Regions from separate parts of the Homo sapiens genome. Here region 1 is linked to region 2. The links are chromatin loops, found by intact Hi-C in ENCODE. Cell type or tissue: dorsolateral prefrontal cortex. All regions are shown on one strand.

The links. Hi-C counts contacts between places; a loop is a spot of excess contacts. Peaks named below come from ENCODE experiments on the same cell type or tissue, not always from the same donor. Only the 100,000 strongest peaks of a DNase experiment are listed, where the experiment ranks them.
Region 1: it touches region 2 in a loop (11-fold over the local background); 24 of 110 quality-filtered maps call a loop at or near these places.

Annotation. Positions count from the first base shown.
Region 1 is chr9:114,494,903-114,502,902 of GRCh38, reverse strand. All of the region lies in intron 1 of WHRN (whirlin), which reads left to right. Among named protein-coding and RNA genes, the nearest start is that of WHRN, 6.6 kb to the left of the region's middle. In dorsolateral prefrontal cortex, no CTCF peak of the experiment used is centred here; DNase peaks (open chromatin) are centred at 355, 700, 1,053, 3,182 and 1 weaker place; H3K4me3 peaks cover 4,090 bases; H3K27ac peaks cover 6,987 bases.
Region 2 is chr9:114,439,260-114,447,259 of GRCh38, reverse strand. The region is part of intron 3 of WHRN (whirlin); the gene reads left to right. Among named protein-coding and RNA genes, the nearest start is that of AKNA, 55 kb to the right of the region's middle. In dorsolateral prefrontal cortex, no CTCF peak of the experiment used is centred here; no DNase peak of the experiment used is centred here; H3K4me3 peaks cover 1,553 bases; H3K27ac peaks cover 7,696 bases.

The sequences.
Region 1 (8,000 bases), 56 kb before region 2:
CCCTCTATCAATCTTTTCCCTTTGTTTAGCATTCCATATATTTATAAAGAAGTAGTCCATTAGCCTTGGCCTTAAATGGTCTGGAGTTCCCAGATGATAAATTTATGCACTAAAGATACTTGAGGCAAATGATCATTTGTAAATGTGGATTCAGTTTTAGTGGCAATTTAAAAAGACTTGGGTAACTTAACGGTCACAAGGTGATAAGGTGATATGCTTTGGAAAGGCTGTCAGTTACCTTGGGCATTCAAAACGCAGACTGTCCCTTCAATTTGCACCCCAGACTCAGCTGTGCCATAAAGGTCAAGCTGCTTGGCTGTGAGTTTCAGTTTACCAGCAGTGCTCCCCGCCTGCCACCCCCGCCTTCCCCCACCACCATTTCATTGAGCCCGCTCCAGATCTTCTCTCTGAATCTCCCTCAGTAACACCATGGTGCTGTTAAACTGTGACTCAGAGCAGCACCAGCCTTTAGCTTGTTTGTTTACTCTTGCTGCTTCCAGAGTAAAACCTAAACTCTCCATGTCATAGTTTTTGAAGCCTGAGAATAAACCCTTGCTGGCAAGGGAGAGGTTGATAGGAGCAGAGCTGTCCTTTAAGTGTGGCAGCCTGTGGTGCAGGAGCCTGTGTGAGCTGAGCAGCTCTGTCTCTTGACTGTCATTTTCCCAACAGAGGTGGCTACATTGGCAAAATGAGCTCTTGCCCCAGGGTCACCCCACTTCTAGCCATGGCGGGACACATAACCTGCCTGACATGGACCCTTTGGACCCTTCAGAAGCAACAGGCAAAATGATGGCTGCTTTGTGTTACATTAACCCCAGGAGGAAAAGAGGACAGACTTTTCTTTGGTGGGTGGAATTTTAAAATGGAGGAGGCGGAACTTCTTCCCTGAGGCCATGGCACTCCTCGTGTAGTTTCAGGGACAGTTTAAAAGAACACCTGGAGAACTGTTGACACATTTCCACAAAATTAAGAGCGAAAAGCCCCTTAACTGAAAGCTGAAAGAGGCCCCAGCTTTTCTACTAGGCACAGACTGCCCTTAACCAGGATTTCTCCACGGGGAGCCGTTCTTTGTAAACTGCAGTGCTGCGAGTCACCATGTCGGGGATTTTATGGTAAAAGTACATTACTGTTAACTGGACTTCAGACTTCATTCAAATTTCACCAGTTTTTCTGCCTATGTCCTTATTTTATTCTAGGATACCACATTGCATTTAGTAGAAGATGTGTTTTCAGTCTTAACAATATTTTTTTTCCTGCGATGGAAGGTGGGGTGAGGGGGAGGAGATCCTCTGAGCTTCCCAAACGGAGAGATTCAGTGTGTGTGTGTGTGTGTGTGTGTGTGTGTGTGTGTAATAAAAATTAAATTAAATTAAATTTTAGGAATCAAGTTACCTAATAATTTATGAATAAAGGAAAGTTGCAGCTTTTTAAAGAGTGGGTCGAGCAAAGTTTTTTCCACTTCTCTTTCTGATAAATCAAGCATCCATTGTTACCTGAAGCAGTTCAGTGAGGATTTGATCCTATATCCATTGGGGCTTCCACCCCTCTCTTGAAACCCATTTGCAAAATCAGCAGTGACAGGTCCAGATAAGGTAAGCCATGGACTATTTGCAATTATGTTGAAATGTTTGATTTTTGAAAAAATATCTTGAACAGGAGCCAAACTAATAATAATAAAAAAGTAGACCTTTCAAAGGTTTTTAGCCAAATGTGCTTGATAAATTGGCCAGAGAGTCCACAGACCAGGGATGCTGCCTTAGGCCCTGCTGCATACTTCCTGTGTGACCTTGGGCAAGTCACTGACCCTCTCTGGGTTCCAGGGTGGATGGGCCAGGAGCTGTCCAAGATCCCTTCCAGCTTGGACAGTCTGTGATTTGCTTGGTATGTGCTACACAGGAGGCATTTAGAATGTCTAATCTGATGTCTTCTTGTTCTTTTGAAATTGCTTTCATTTAAGGCAGAATAAGGAAAGTTGGCTAAGGATTGGGAGATGAGGATCTTGGCACTCTTGTGTAGCATCCTACTATATCAGGAAATTGATGGGTTATACACTGTACTGACGAGAGCTTGACTGCTGTCTCTTGACCCACAAACACCAACCCTGGTGCTGTTTCGGAGCAAATGAGGAAACAATAGGATTCTGGCACAAACAGCACCGCCCTGGGAGCATTCAAAATCAAATTCACTTGCTCACTTGCCTTCTGAATCTCCTGGTTATGCGGTAGCAGAACACAGGGTAGCGGGGCACTGCTGGGATATGTGCATATATGTGTGTGTTTCATCTCAATAAAAATTAAACGGCTTCCTTATGGCCTCAGCACCCCCATGGGTGGATTCAAGGAGCATATTAGAATTGAAATATTCCAGAAGTTAAAAACTGTTGCCGGTAATTTCATTTAATTAGAGTGATTGCACCCTCCCTCCCTTTGCATAATAACCTGGAAAGAATCTGTCCATGTTAATATAAGACATTATATTTAGTCCAGCACGTTCTAAATGACACAATTGTCCTTTTCCCATTGTGCATGGTTAGCTGAAGCCATTGCAAATTATTACCTCTTCCAACTTTATGTCTGAAATGTAGCTTCTGCCCCGGTCTTGTTCCTGTGTCCAGTTTGGAAACCGTGGCACCATGGCATGCACAGACCTTCCTCTGGCCCTGTTTTCACTCTTGGGTCCTGTGAGTCCTGCCAGCAATGACATGTAGAAAAGCTCACTTATTAATAAGCCCATTATTGAGTAGATTTGTGGCTGCTGCATATCCATTTCTTTAATTTAGTCTTGTATATTTAGTAGGCTCAAGCTGACGCTCAAGGTTTTAGAAAATTTAATGCCTAGGTAGGACAAAATCCTCTTTCATCTGGTTATTTACTCTTTAAATCAAAGAAGCATTTTGTAGGATGGAAGAGAATGCCCTTAAAAAAATCGGTATTTTTATAGAAAATTATTGCCTCCTGACTTGAAGCTGGACATGAAAGAGATATAGAACCACACCAGCGCTAGTGTCTTGTTTTCCTGTCATTCTCCTCTGCTGACAAACCCAGCTTTGTTTATTACTTGCCATCAATTCATCAGTTGGTTGGAGCTGCAAAGATAAGTGTGATTCTTTAACCCCCCGACCAATTGGATTGTCCGTGTGTTGCTGCTTTCCAACTCTGCCTGCCGGCAGCCGCACCAGCGGTACACAGCCTGCCTGCACCTGTCAGTGCCTGCAGCCCCTCGCTCATGTGCCTGACTGCTCAAGCTTGAATCACATGTACAGTCTCCTCAGAGTCATAATCCCCCCTCCATCCTGCAAAGGGCTTTGCACCGAAGCAGGCGTCCATAGGGGATTAGGCTCCAACTGGTGATTTCTTGCAAGGTTCTTTTATGACCTGGAAGGGAAGCCTTTGGTTTACCCTTCTCAGGGACCCCAGACTAATCCTCAGCCAGGACCAGCGAATCTGATTGGAAAGAATGACATTAAATGGCTGGAGGTATCTGGAGGTTGAAATACAAATCTTTCAAAACTGACTTCTTTTTTAAATTCCTGAGGAAGAATCTGATATTAACTCTGAACTCACGCAGACTTCTAATCATGCCCCAGGGTAGGGGTGATTTTTAAGATTTTGTGCTGCTGACATTGGCCTTTTACTGTTAAAGCCTGGCAAGCGGAAAGGGTGCAGAGAATAGGAATCACTTTCTCTCCATTCTTTTTCCGTGCATTCCTGATGTCAGCTGCAGGAAGCAGCATCATGGGGCAAGTGCACTTGTGGTTATTTATTTTTTCAATAGACTATTTATTAAAGCAGTTTTCGGTTCACAGCAAAATTGAACAGAAGATACAGAGATTTCCCATATAGTGGACACATGCTAGCCGCCCCCATTATCAACAATTGATGAACCTACATTGACACATCATTGTCACCTGGAGTATGTAATTTACATTGCACTTGCACTTTACTTTATTGGAAGCCTGTTGGGAACAGGGGAGACTGACATTAACGATTACCTACTATGTGCTGGGTGCTTTGTCCCTCCTGTTCCCTTTAACCTTCCCCAGGGGAGGCAGGCAGGCGAGGAGGGTCATGCTCAAGGAGATGGAACTGGGGAGCTTAAGGTCCCCATTGGGATTAGGAACCAAGTGGCCTCCTTGCTTGGACCCCAGCCCAAGGATTTTGTAGTCAGCCTCCTGGAAGACAATGCCAGCCAGTCCGCTTACTAGAAAGTGTGGCAGATGTCACATTTTGTACTTGACATTTGAGGGCCTTTTAAGAACCACCCAGAGACTTCACCTTACTAAGGTTGGGGGGCGGTCTGAGACCTACATATCAAGGGAGAGTGGTGTATTTCAGCCTGTTCCATCGTCGAGTAGAGACATGCATCCATACATTCTCTGAGCAGTGCTTACCACACACAGGCCTGTGGCTGATACTTGGACATCAGAGATGAATAGGACATGACCTCTGTCCTTGGGGGATAGAGACCCATCCGTGGCCACAGGTCACCCAGCATTTACAGTGCTGTGACATTCTCATGCCTCTGCATCCCTGCCACCCTCTCTGAAGTAGTACCCCTACCTGCCCACTCCTCTATCCTTTTGCCTGGCTTTAGTGTCCTGCAGCCCATTTGTCACTGCTAAAAGGAAATTTCTGTATGTCTTTTTATGGTCTGCCTCCCCCATTACAAGTTTGCTCCAGGATAACCAAGATTTGATCTGCCTTGCTTATTCACGCATCCCCAGCTCCCGGCACACAGTAGGTGCTTTAATATATAAATAAATATTTGCCGAATGAATGGAATGATCTTGCTCCTAATCCAGCGCTAGTGAATTCAGAATTCCCCAGCTCCTGAGAGTGAGATCTGATGGAAGTCTGTGTATGGCAGCGTTGTGGGTGCTAGACAAAAACACTGAAAAAAGCCACTGGCTCTAGTGTGTGCTTTACCACCAAGCTGGCTTTGTGGCCGTGGGCAGTTCACGTGACATCTCTGAACCTCAGTCTTTGGAGCTGTGAAATGGGCATAACTACCTCCCACCTGCCTCCTTCCCAGGTGGCTGTGGGGAGCAAATGACTACTAGGTGTGGCAACATTTGGAACCCTCTGCTATTTGAGTGTAAAGCCTTTAAAAAAAATGTGGTCTGTGCCTGGATACTCAATGGCTTTTCTCCTCCCCTGAAGCCCAGAGCCACTCTACAAGACCCTTTCAGCTAGTTCATTTGTCACTTTGCTCTTAATTTTCAAACCACATCCCCAGAAGTGGGTTATTTCAGCAGCCTGATTGTGTCTTTGATTCCAAAATAGAATTATTTATGCATTCTGAAGCAATCAATGAACCAATTTTGGGTGAGATATATCTTCTGGCTTTTGGGCTTCTTTCTTTTTTTTTTCCTTTTCTTTTTTTTTTTAAAAACAAAAAACAAAAACTGTCCAGGTTTCTAGAAACCCAGCATTTTGGGTGAAGGCCAAGTTTCCAGTAACCACACATATGCTTAAAAGCTGCTTTATTCTCTGAGCATGCATAAATGGATTTATTTTTTCTTCCTTTACAGTCCCAGCACCTTTGGCTCCTTCCCCGTTTGAGAATTTGTGTTCCTTTTGCTAAATTGGCTGTGGCTTTGCTTCAGTTAGCAGCCAGTTTCGTCATGATTTTTTTTCTCTCCACCTGAGTTTCCTAATATCAGCATCCTCTCAACTCTGTATGCAAAGCAAATATATCAGCCTTCCATAAACAGGTCCCCAAATGTCCTCTTTCCTGGATTCTAAAGCTGTAGGCTGCAGGGAAGAACAGAGTAAAATGATGTAAAAAAGGATATTCCCAAATACCTGTGTGTTAGAGCCTTAGAAGTGGTAATTTACAATGTTAGCTTGCTTAGGAATTAACAAACTCCCCAGCCAGGCCTTAACCATGCTAAAGTTTGGGAAACACTGTCTTCCTTTAGGATTCCTCCATCCCCAACACTGTTTATCCCCATAAAGGCTTGACCAGAGAGGTGAACCTTTCCTGTCCCCATCCTTAACTATCTTGCAGCAAGATTCCACTTGTGTAAGGTCAACTGACGTACTGGAAAATCTGAGGAAGGGTGGTATGTACCCAAGAGGTTAGAGATGGGTTTTGGAGATGGACCTGGGTTCATCTGACAGTGTAACTTGGCTGTGACCTTGGGCAGGTCCCTTTGCCTTTCTGTTACTCAGATATCCTACCACCAAACCTGGCCCATAGTCCTCACAAACATGTCATTGTTGCTGTTGAACATCAGAAATCTGGAAAATATGGCAGTGGAGGTCCTGCTGCAAGCATTGTAATGAAAAATGGTATGGACTGCCTTCGCTTGTCTTTGAAAGTCTTCTGTTATGCCTGCTTAGTTTTTTTGTTTGTTTGTTTGGTTGGTTGGTTGGATTTTTTTAGGTGGCATTGGAAGAAAATACTGGACTCAGGGCCCATGTGATCCACTGTAGCTGTTTGAATTGCAGAGTCATTTACTGAATGTAGTCAATATCCCCACATAGACAGAGTTTCTTTAAAAACGTAATTGCTCCTATCTGGCTTTTGGCATCGGCATTTTTGCTTTATAGCAGTAATAAAGCCTGGTGGTTGAATAGAATTCTGTGTCCCCCCACCGTCCCTTCTGATGATCTGTGAGGCCTTATAGCAATGTGGGTGGCATACCAGACAGTTGCATGACCCAGAGTGTGACAGCATTGTCCCCTGGATCAGCTGCATCCATAACTTCGTTTCCCAGCAACCTTCCCTGATGGCCTCCCCAGGGACCCTGATGAGGAGGGAGAGGAGGTGGCTGTTTTTAGAGCCCATTAAAGCAATTAATGCAGGTGAAATTGGTGATTTGTTAACATGGGCTTCTGCACTTAAAAAAAAAACCCTGTAATTTATTTGAGCTACATCTGAAAAGGTGTACAAAGTCTCATTAAGAGGTTTCTGATTAAGAAAAGAAACGTGGTCCAGCTTTCAGAAATTAACCTCCCATGTGGATAGGAAAACTTTGAAAGTCAGGGGAGGGATTTTCCTTCTGCCATGTCCATCCTCCTGTCCCTGGACGGAGGGGTGGCATCCTTTGTAGTGTTTGGACCCAGTGTACCCTTTTCCTTTTCTTCATCTCTTTCCTTCTGCCTCCCTCTTCTTTCTCTTTAGAGAATCATACATTTCTCCCAAATTTTCCCTGACTCTCTTGAGCCCCTCTCCTCCTGCAAGTCCTTCCAATCCTGAGATTTTTAAGTCTGCTTCTCAGGTCCATATACATGTACAGCTCTCCCTCAAATTCCTCTTTCCCCAAATGTCTGCATCTCCACCCATCTTCTAGCCTTGTTGTCTCTGCACAGGATCTGTGCCTCCTTTTAGTGTATTTATCTATTTTTTAATTGCCTTCTCGTTGTGCTTTCTCTCGCTCTTAAATTGTGGATATTTCCCCTGCTCTTGTTCCCCACTTTCTCCCACTTGAGTATTGCACCAGCCCCAGGGAGGCTGGACTCTCCAGGCTTTACTTCTTTCCAGCACTTCTCAGACCACACCTCCCTCTTCCCCGTCACCACCATTGCCACCAGCACTGCCGAACTGTAGCATCCTCCTGGCCAGCCTGTCTGTCTCCTGTCTTGCTCGTCTGCCCACCGGTCTGATGTCCATCCTGTTGACCGGGTACACTCTCTAAATACATATCTCATCAAGCTGTGCCCTGTCTACAACCCTGCTCTTGAGCTGGGAGCCTGCAGGGCAGACGCCAAGCTCCTCAACCTGGTGTTTGGGCTGCCCATGCTCTGATCTTTACCAGCAGTCCTGTTCCCCAAGTTGTGTCCACTCTTGGCCAAGCAAGCAACATACCCTCCTCTGAAGCAAGGCTTTCACTCTCTCCACCTGTTGACACCACTTATCCTGTTAGGTGCAACCTCAGTACGTCCTCTCCAGAGGACCTGCCTGCTCACCTCTGCCGCTGTCCCCACCCTGAGGAGCCTGCTCTTCCCTCCTGAAACCCGCTCCCCCCCCCAGTGTCATGGCCTTTCTCACTTCTG
Region 2 (8,000 bases):
CTTCCTGTGCTGGGACCTCAGGTGGGAGCAGTCAGTCCAGGTGAGGGGGGCTGGTTGTGGCTGCAGAGAGGAAGTGGATCTTGAGCTGGACTTCTCTTGGTTAGCAGGTTCTTGCTGAGCCTCTCTATGTGCCTGACATGTAAACATGAGCCAGAAAACACATGATTTTTGCCCCTGTGAAGAGTGCGGTCTGGTTGGGGCATTGAATGTGGAAGATTATGCCAGGCAGAGAAGTGAAGGAAGAGCTCTTCCAGGAAGAATTGGGAGGAGCACAGACATAGAAGCATGGGGGTCAGGGACGGACAGGCGGGCTGAGAGGGACTGAGGGGCTGACAGAGAGGAGAGTTGGGGAGGGAGGGGGAAGGGGTAGGGAAGGAGACATGCTCCAACAGCTTTTCCAAGAGCTCCTGGCTGGCTAGACGCACCTAGGGATGCACGTGGCACTAGGAGTGAGTGAGGGTATTACTTCCAAAGTCAAGGAGCTATGAGTTAAGGCAGATGGAAGGAGGCAAGAGCTTTCAGAGTTTGGGATGTCCAGGGAACTGAGTGGTGCTCTGCACTAGAGCTTTTGGCCCAAAAACCTCAAAGGGTTTGAGCCAGACCCTTTGTTTGTTTTGAGTTTTATTTTTCCAGCTACTAAAGTAATAAGTTCAATACATAATACACACACAAACACATGCAGAAAGTAGAAGGACCCAGACATCCTACCTTCTAAAACCAGCCTTTATTACCATCGTTTGTTTTTTGAGATACAATTCATATGCTATAAAATTCACCCTTTTAAAGTGTGCAAATCAGTGGTTTTTAGGATATTCACAGGGTTGTGCAACTATCACTGCTATATAATTTCAGAACATTTTTATCACCCCTGAAAAACTCTCTGTACCCACGAAGTCATCACTCCCCATTCCTCCCTCCCTTCACTCCCTGAAAACTGCTACTAATCTGCTTTCTGTCTCTCTAGATACGCCTATTTTGGGCATTTCATATCAATGAATCATAGAATATGTGGCCTTTGTGTCTGCCTTCTTTTACTTAGCATAATATTGTAGCATCTACCAGGAAATTCCTTCTTATGACAATAGTATTCTGTTGTATGGTGATATCGCATTTTGTTTATCCATTCATTAGTTGATGGACGTTTGGGTTGTTTCCATCTGTTGGCATCTTGATGTAGTTTCTGTCATTCTCTTCTCTGTATTCTTTGACATGATTTCTATCATATAGCTTGCTTTGCATTTCACATTCTTATCTGCATTTTCCCATGTAAATAAAAACTTATGGGTACAACTTGTAATAGTTGCATAATCATATTCCATCTTGGGGCTAAATTATAATTTACCTAACCATTCCCTTGAAGTCAGGCATTTAGCTGTTTCTAATTGAAATCAGGATTTAAAAGGAGCAACAAATGAGAGAAACCTCAGAGGACCTTTCCAGAGGAGATTAAACGCCTCCAAGCCTATCTATGCCAGCAGGCTTCAGAGCCCAGTGTGGGGCAGAAATGATTTATCCCAAATTACTAAGAGGCATGGAACGGACTGGGTGAGATAAAGAAGATTCTTCTCCAGCGTGGCACGGCATATCTACCGAGGGCCTAGACCCACTCTACCCCAGACCCCCAAACATAGAGGGAGGTGTTAGAGAAGGTGGGAGAGATGATGGTGGCCTGTGCTATGGCTTGTCTCCCCACAATTTTTTCATTTAGTTGTGGAATTTTTTTCTTTATACACTTGACAGTCTGGTCTTTGTATACAATTTGAAGAGGTGCAGAACATGAATAAAGAACTTGAAATTAAAATTGCCTGGAATTGATCACTTGGAGGCAACTCCTATGAACAGTTTGGCCTATTTCTTCCCAGTCCCTTCAACACAGTTGAAGACCACATTAGATAGGCAATATTAAGATAATATTAGAGCCCAGGTGTGGTGGCTTACGCCTGTAATCCCAGAACTTTGGGTGGCCAAGGCGGGCAGATCCCCTGAGGTCAGGAGTTTGAGACTAGCCTGGGCAACATGGTGAAACTCCATCTCTACTAAAAATACAAAAATTAGCTGAGCATGGTGGTGCACGCCTGTAATCCCAGCTACTTGGAAGGCTGAGGCACAAGAATCGCTTGAACCCAAGAAGTGGAGGTTGCAGTGAGCCGAGATCACACCACTGCACTCCAGCCTGGGTGACAGAGTGAGACTCTGTCTAATAATAATAATAATAATAATAACATTAAAAAACCTGAGTTCAAAAGTAAAGTATGTTCACTGTAGAAAACAGAGAAAACCCTACACTTAGGGAAAACTAGTGCCACAATTTTGTTGTATAACCTTTCAGTGTGTAATGTCTACATGGAATATAATATGGATAAAATATTTCAGCAAAACTGGGATCAGACTGTTTTCTTTCCCCCACCTTCCATAACATTTTAGCATTTATCCTGCCAGTAGAGGTGTGCATATATATATATATTATATATATAGCATTCAGATCCTTCATGTGAGAAAGACCTTTGCAAAATATTAAGTGAAAAAAAGCAAGTTACAGAGTATGGTTATGTAATTCCATTTTTGCTTTTTTAAAAAGAGGAATATATTTATTTGTACATACTTGTATATGTGAAGAGAATCCCTGAGAAAATGACCAAGAAACTGATCCTGGGGCTTTAGATTTCAGGAATGGAGATGCGTTTTTAAGAGAAGGGGGTTTCGGAGGGGAGATTTTTACAGTTTGTATATACCCCCCTTTTTACTGTTTGACTATTTGTACTATGTCATTATATTGGTTTTGTAATTTTTTTTAAGTTTAATTGGAAAAAATAATTATATGTGATTAAATATTATATATCATTTTTAATGGCAGTATAATAATTACTGTATGGATATACCATGCAGTATTTGACTAACATTAATTCATAGACTTTTTGGAGGGGGTTCAAATTCTTTTTGTAAATTTAAATTCTGTATAACCATGGTTATTTGGTTGGGGTTAATTCCTAGCAGTAAAATTGCAAAAGTTTTTGCACCATTTTGTCAAATGCTTCTTAGCAAGTTTCAACCAAGTTATGCTCCAGCTGGTGAAGTGCCAGATGCCCCACTAACCCTTCCTCATCTAGATGGGGTACGGGAGTTAATATGGATTGGCTGTGTCCCCACTCACATATCGTCTTGAATTGTACTCCCATAATTCCTGTGTCCTGTGGGAGGGACCCAGTGGGAGATAATTGAACCGGGTGGTGGGGGGAAACCCCATACTGCTCTCGTGGTAGTAAGTCTCATGAGTGCCCATGATTTTATAAGGGGTTTCCCCTTTTGCTTGGCTCTCATTTCTCTCTTGCCTGCTGCCATGTAAGACGTGCCTTTCACCTTCCTCCATGATTTGAGGCCTACCCAGCCACGTGGAACTGTGAGTCCATTAAACCTGTCTTTCCTTATAAATTATGCAGTCTTGGGTATGTCCTTATCAGCAGTGTGAAAATGGACTAGTACAGGGACCTTCTGGTATTCTGTTCTGTTTGGCTATTCATGAATGCCCACCATGTTTTTGTTACCACAAATATGGGAGGCACACTAATGGACCCTCCAAAATGTCTACATCCGAATCCTCAGAACCTGTGACTATGTTAGGTTATATGGCAGAGGGAATAAAAGCTCCTATTCAGCTGGCCTTGAGGTAGGGAGATGATCCTGGATTATCCTGGTGGGTCGCGTGTCATCACAAGGGTTGTTGAAGTAGAGGTGGGAATCAGAAGGAGGGAACCAGAGAGGTGGCTGTATAAGAAGGCCTTGTTGGTGCGAGGTTGCTGGCTTTGAAGATGGAGGAAGGGGCTACCAAAGTAGGAAAGTAGGAGGCCTCTGGTAGCTTGGAAAGGGCAAGGAATTGGATTGTCCCCCGGACTCTCCAGAAAGGAACTCTGTCCTGCTGACATCTTGATTTTAGCCCAGTGAGACCTATGTTAGATTTCTGACCCCAGAACTGTAAGATAATAAATTCGTGTTGTTTTAAACCACTGAGTTTGTGGTGATTGGTCCAGCAGTGTAGAATACTCATATGATGTGTACAATATTGCCAACACCTATTATAGCTCTTCCCCTTGGGAGGCACTTGGCTCTTGTCTAATATTCTTCCATTGTTTGGTGCTGGCCGCAACAGTACTGCTTTCTTCTTGGTAGGAGTTGGAGGATTCCCATGTATTTGGAAGAGCAGGTCAATTTCTTTCTTTATGGCTATGAAGCACAGAAGTGGAAACACACTCTAGATTCTGATGTCTGATACTCCTCACAAAGGACTGGACCTAGAAGTTTTTTTTTGTTTTGTTTTGTTTAAATCTTTTTATTTTGAAATAATTTCAAGAATACTGCAAAGAACTCCCATATACCCTTGTATTTGTGCGTTTTGCGTTGCTCTAAAGGAATATCCGAGCCTGGGTAATTTATAAAGAAGAGAGTTTTGTCTGGCTCACTGTTCTGCAGGCCGTGCCAGCAACTGCTTTAGGTGAGGACCTCAGGAAGCTTCCACTTATGGCAGAAGGCAAAGGAGAGCAGGCTTGTCACATGGTAAGAGAGGGAGCAAGAGAGAGAGCAGGGAGGTCCCAGACTCTTTTTGACAACTAGATCTCCTGGTAACTCATTACCGTGAGGAGGGCACCAAGCCGTTTATGAGGGATCCACCCCCATGACCCAGACACCTCCCACTAGGCCCACCTGCAACACTGGGGATCACATGAGATTTGTAGGGGACGAATATCCAAACCATATCAGCCCTTCACCCAGATTCACTAGTTTTTCATGTTTCGCCACATTTGCTTTATCTATTTTTCTCTTCTCCCGTCTAAAGCATTGGAGTTGTCTATCTCATGCCTCTTTATTCCTAAATACTTCAGTATTTTTTTTCTCTAAGAACAAGGACATTCACTTAACATAATCACAGAACAATGGTCACAATCAGGACATTTAGCATCAGTACAATGCTATTATCCAATCTGCATAGCCCCAGCATTTGCCATTTGTCCCAATAATGTCCTCTTGTAGCAATTCTTTCTGCTCCCAGTCCAGGAGCCAACCCAGGATCACGTGTTGCATTTTGTTTTTATGATTGTTTAGTTTCATTTAATTTGGAACAGTTCCTCAGCCTTTATCTTCCTATGACATTGATATTTTTGAAACATTCTGGCTCATTATTTTGTAGAATGTTTCTCTATTTGGGATATCTGATGGTTGCTATGATTGGATTAGTTTATGCATTTTGGCAGGATCATGCTAGCTTTGATGTCAGGTCCTTGGTGGGTCCCGTGATGTTAGTTTGTCCCGTTATTAGTGAGGGTAACACTGATCACTTGGGTAAGTAATGTCTGCCAGGTTTCTGTACTGTTTTTCCTTTTATAATAACGTATTTGCAGGTGATATTTTGAGACTGTAAATATTCTGTTCTGTGTCAAAATTTACCTACTAGTTTTCCCTGATTCAGTTGTTTTGCAAAATTTTAAAAAACTCACTTGCTATTTTACTGTAGAGAGGAGCTTTATCCTGTGATTTATTTATTTAGTACAAATATGGATTCATGCCTTCTTACTTTGTTATTTATGATTGGCATTATTTACTTTGATACTCAGAGTGTCCCAGATTTGGATATGGCAGAGCCTTCAGCCTGGCTTCTGTGTCCATTTGACATGCATCTGTCATTTTTAGAGAATTTCCTTACTTTCTGACTCAAGAAGATGGTTCAGGCTCATCTTGTACTTTTCCTGCCCAGCCTTGGAACCAGCCATTCTCCACTAGGCCATGATATTTCTCAATGGGGAATGGCATTTAGATATCAAGATCTGGGGGCTAGATGGGCTTATTGCTACTGAGGTGTCATTACTAACAGGGCTTTTAGTGGACAAAGCTAGGAAATATACATGCCTGCATTTGTACATACAGTCACCCCTTAAACAATGCAGGGCTTAGAGGTGCCAACCTTCCCACACAGTTGAAATTCACATATAACTTTTGATTCTCCAAAAACTTAACTATTGATAGCCTACTATTGACCTGAAGCCTTACCAATAGCCAATTAACACATATATTGTATGTTATATATCTATATACCATATTCTTACAATAAAGCTAGAAAAAGAAAATGTTATGAAGACAATCATAAGGAAGAGAAAATACATTTATAGTGCCTTACTGAATTTATTGATTCCGTAAGTTTACATCATCTGTTTACCAGATGAATCGTCTGTCTGAAATGGTGCCCGAGTGTAGCTGCAGACCTCAATCTGTGGCACATATTAAGCCATGCAACTTTTTCTTATAATGTCATGACTTTCTCTGCTTCTTGGGAGAACTTCCAGCATCACTAGTGGCACTTCATAGGGATCCTATGGTGTTATTCAAGCTTTATGGTAGTGCACAAAATATGTTGAAAAATATATGAGAGCCACGAGAGACCACTTTTTACTATGATATGCAATTTACTGTAGAGACAGACTGCTCATGCAGAGATGATGAGCGGCACACGGCGTTTTAAGCTGATACTTTCAAAACTTGAGCACACTGAACTAGCAACAGAAAGTGGCTTTGAAATTATTACAGTACTACCATGTGTACTTCTGTAAATTTTATGCAGTTATGATTTAATACTGCATTTTAATGTTTGTTTATATTTCTCTTGACTGTGAATGGTGCCATGTATTATCTGCAAGGGTTTGTGTATGTAAGTTTTGATAAATCTTAATTTTTTAGGTCGGGCAGGATGGTTTACACCTGTAATCTCAGCACTTTTTGGGAGGCCGAAGTGGGCGGATCACCTGAGGTCAGGAGTTTGAGACCAGCCTAGCTAACATGGTGAAACCCCATCTCCACTAAAAATACAAAAAAATTAGCTGGGTGTGGTGGTGCACACCTGTAGTCCCAGCTACTCGAGACGCTAAGGCAGAAGAATCACTTGAAACCAGGAGGCAGAGGTTGCAGCAAGCCAAGATTGCATCGCTGCACTGAGCCTGGGCAACACTGTGAGACTCCATCTCAAAAAAAAAATTTCTTCTTAACTTTTAAAAATAATAGATTTGTGGCTGGGTGCAGTGGCTCACGGCTGTAATCCCAGCACTTTGGGAGACCAAGGTGGGCGGATCACTTGAGGTCAGGAATTCAAGACCAGCCTGGCCAACATGGTAAAACCCTGTCTCTACTAAAAATACAAAAATTAGCTAGGCATGTTGGCGCATGCCTGTAATCCCAGCTGGCTGGGAGGCTGAGGCAGGAGAATCGCTTGAACCCGGGAGACGGAGGTTGCAATGAGCTGAGATCACACCACTGCACTGGAGCCTGGGCGACAGAGAGACTCCGTCTCAATAAATAAATAAATATAATAGATTTGTGTATGTTTTATGATAGTAAATTATAAAGTAGACTATCTACACATATTTTATGCATTCATGACATACCTTTTTCTTAATTTTCTCAATATTTCTAGGCTACATGGCTCATCTGTTTTTCCAAATTGTCACAAATCTCCAAAAAAATTCCAGTATATTTAAGAATCTGCATATAAGTGTACCTACACAGTTTAAACCCATATTGTTCAAGGGTCAACTGTATACATATAATACACACTCATATTCATACATGTGTGTACACACATATATCTATGTGTGTGTACATACAGATATACATGAAATATAAATATTTCAATATTTGTCTAAAACGTAAGTTCACTCATACTGATACCTCCTCTTCTAGGCCAACATTACATGGTTCTTCCTAGCTTCTCCCATTTCTTCAACAGTGAGAAATCAAGAACCTACCTTAAGTGTTTACCCATTTGCCCAATTTTACAAGACACAAAAGTAGTTTCAGAATTGCCATGTGAAGTAGAGCTTCTGATTTGTTTGCAGTTTATTTTGTCCTTAAACTGAGGGTTTATGGTCAAAGCAGTCTGTTACTTGGGTTAGTTATTTTGTTTCCCACTTCAGCTGAATTATGTTATTCATATGAACAAGGTTCATTTGTTTTTGCTGGCATTG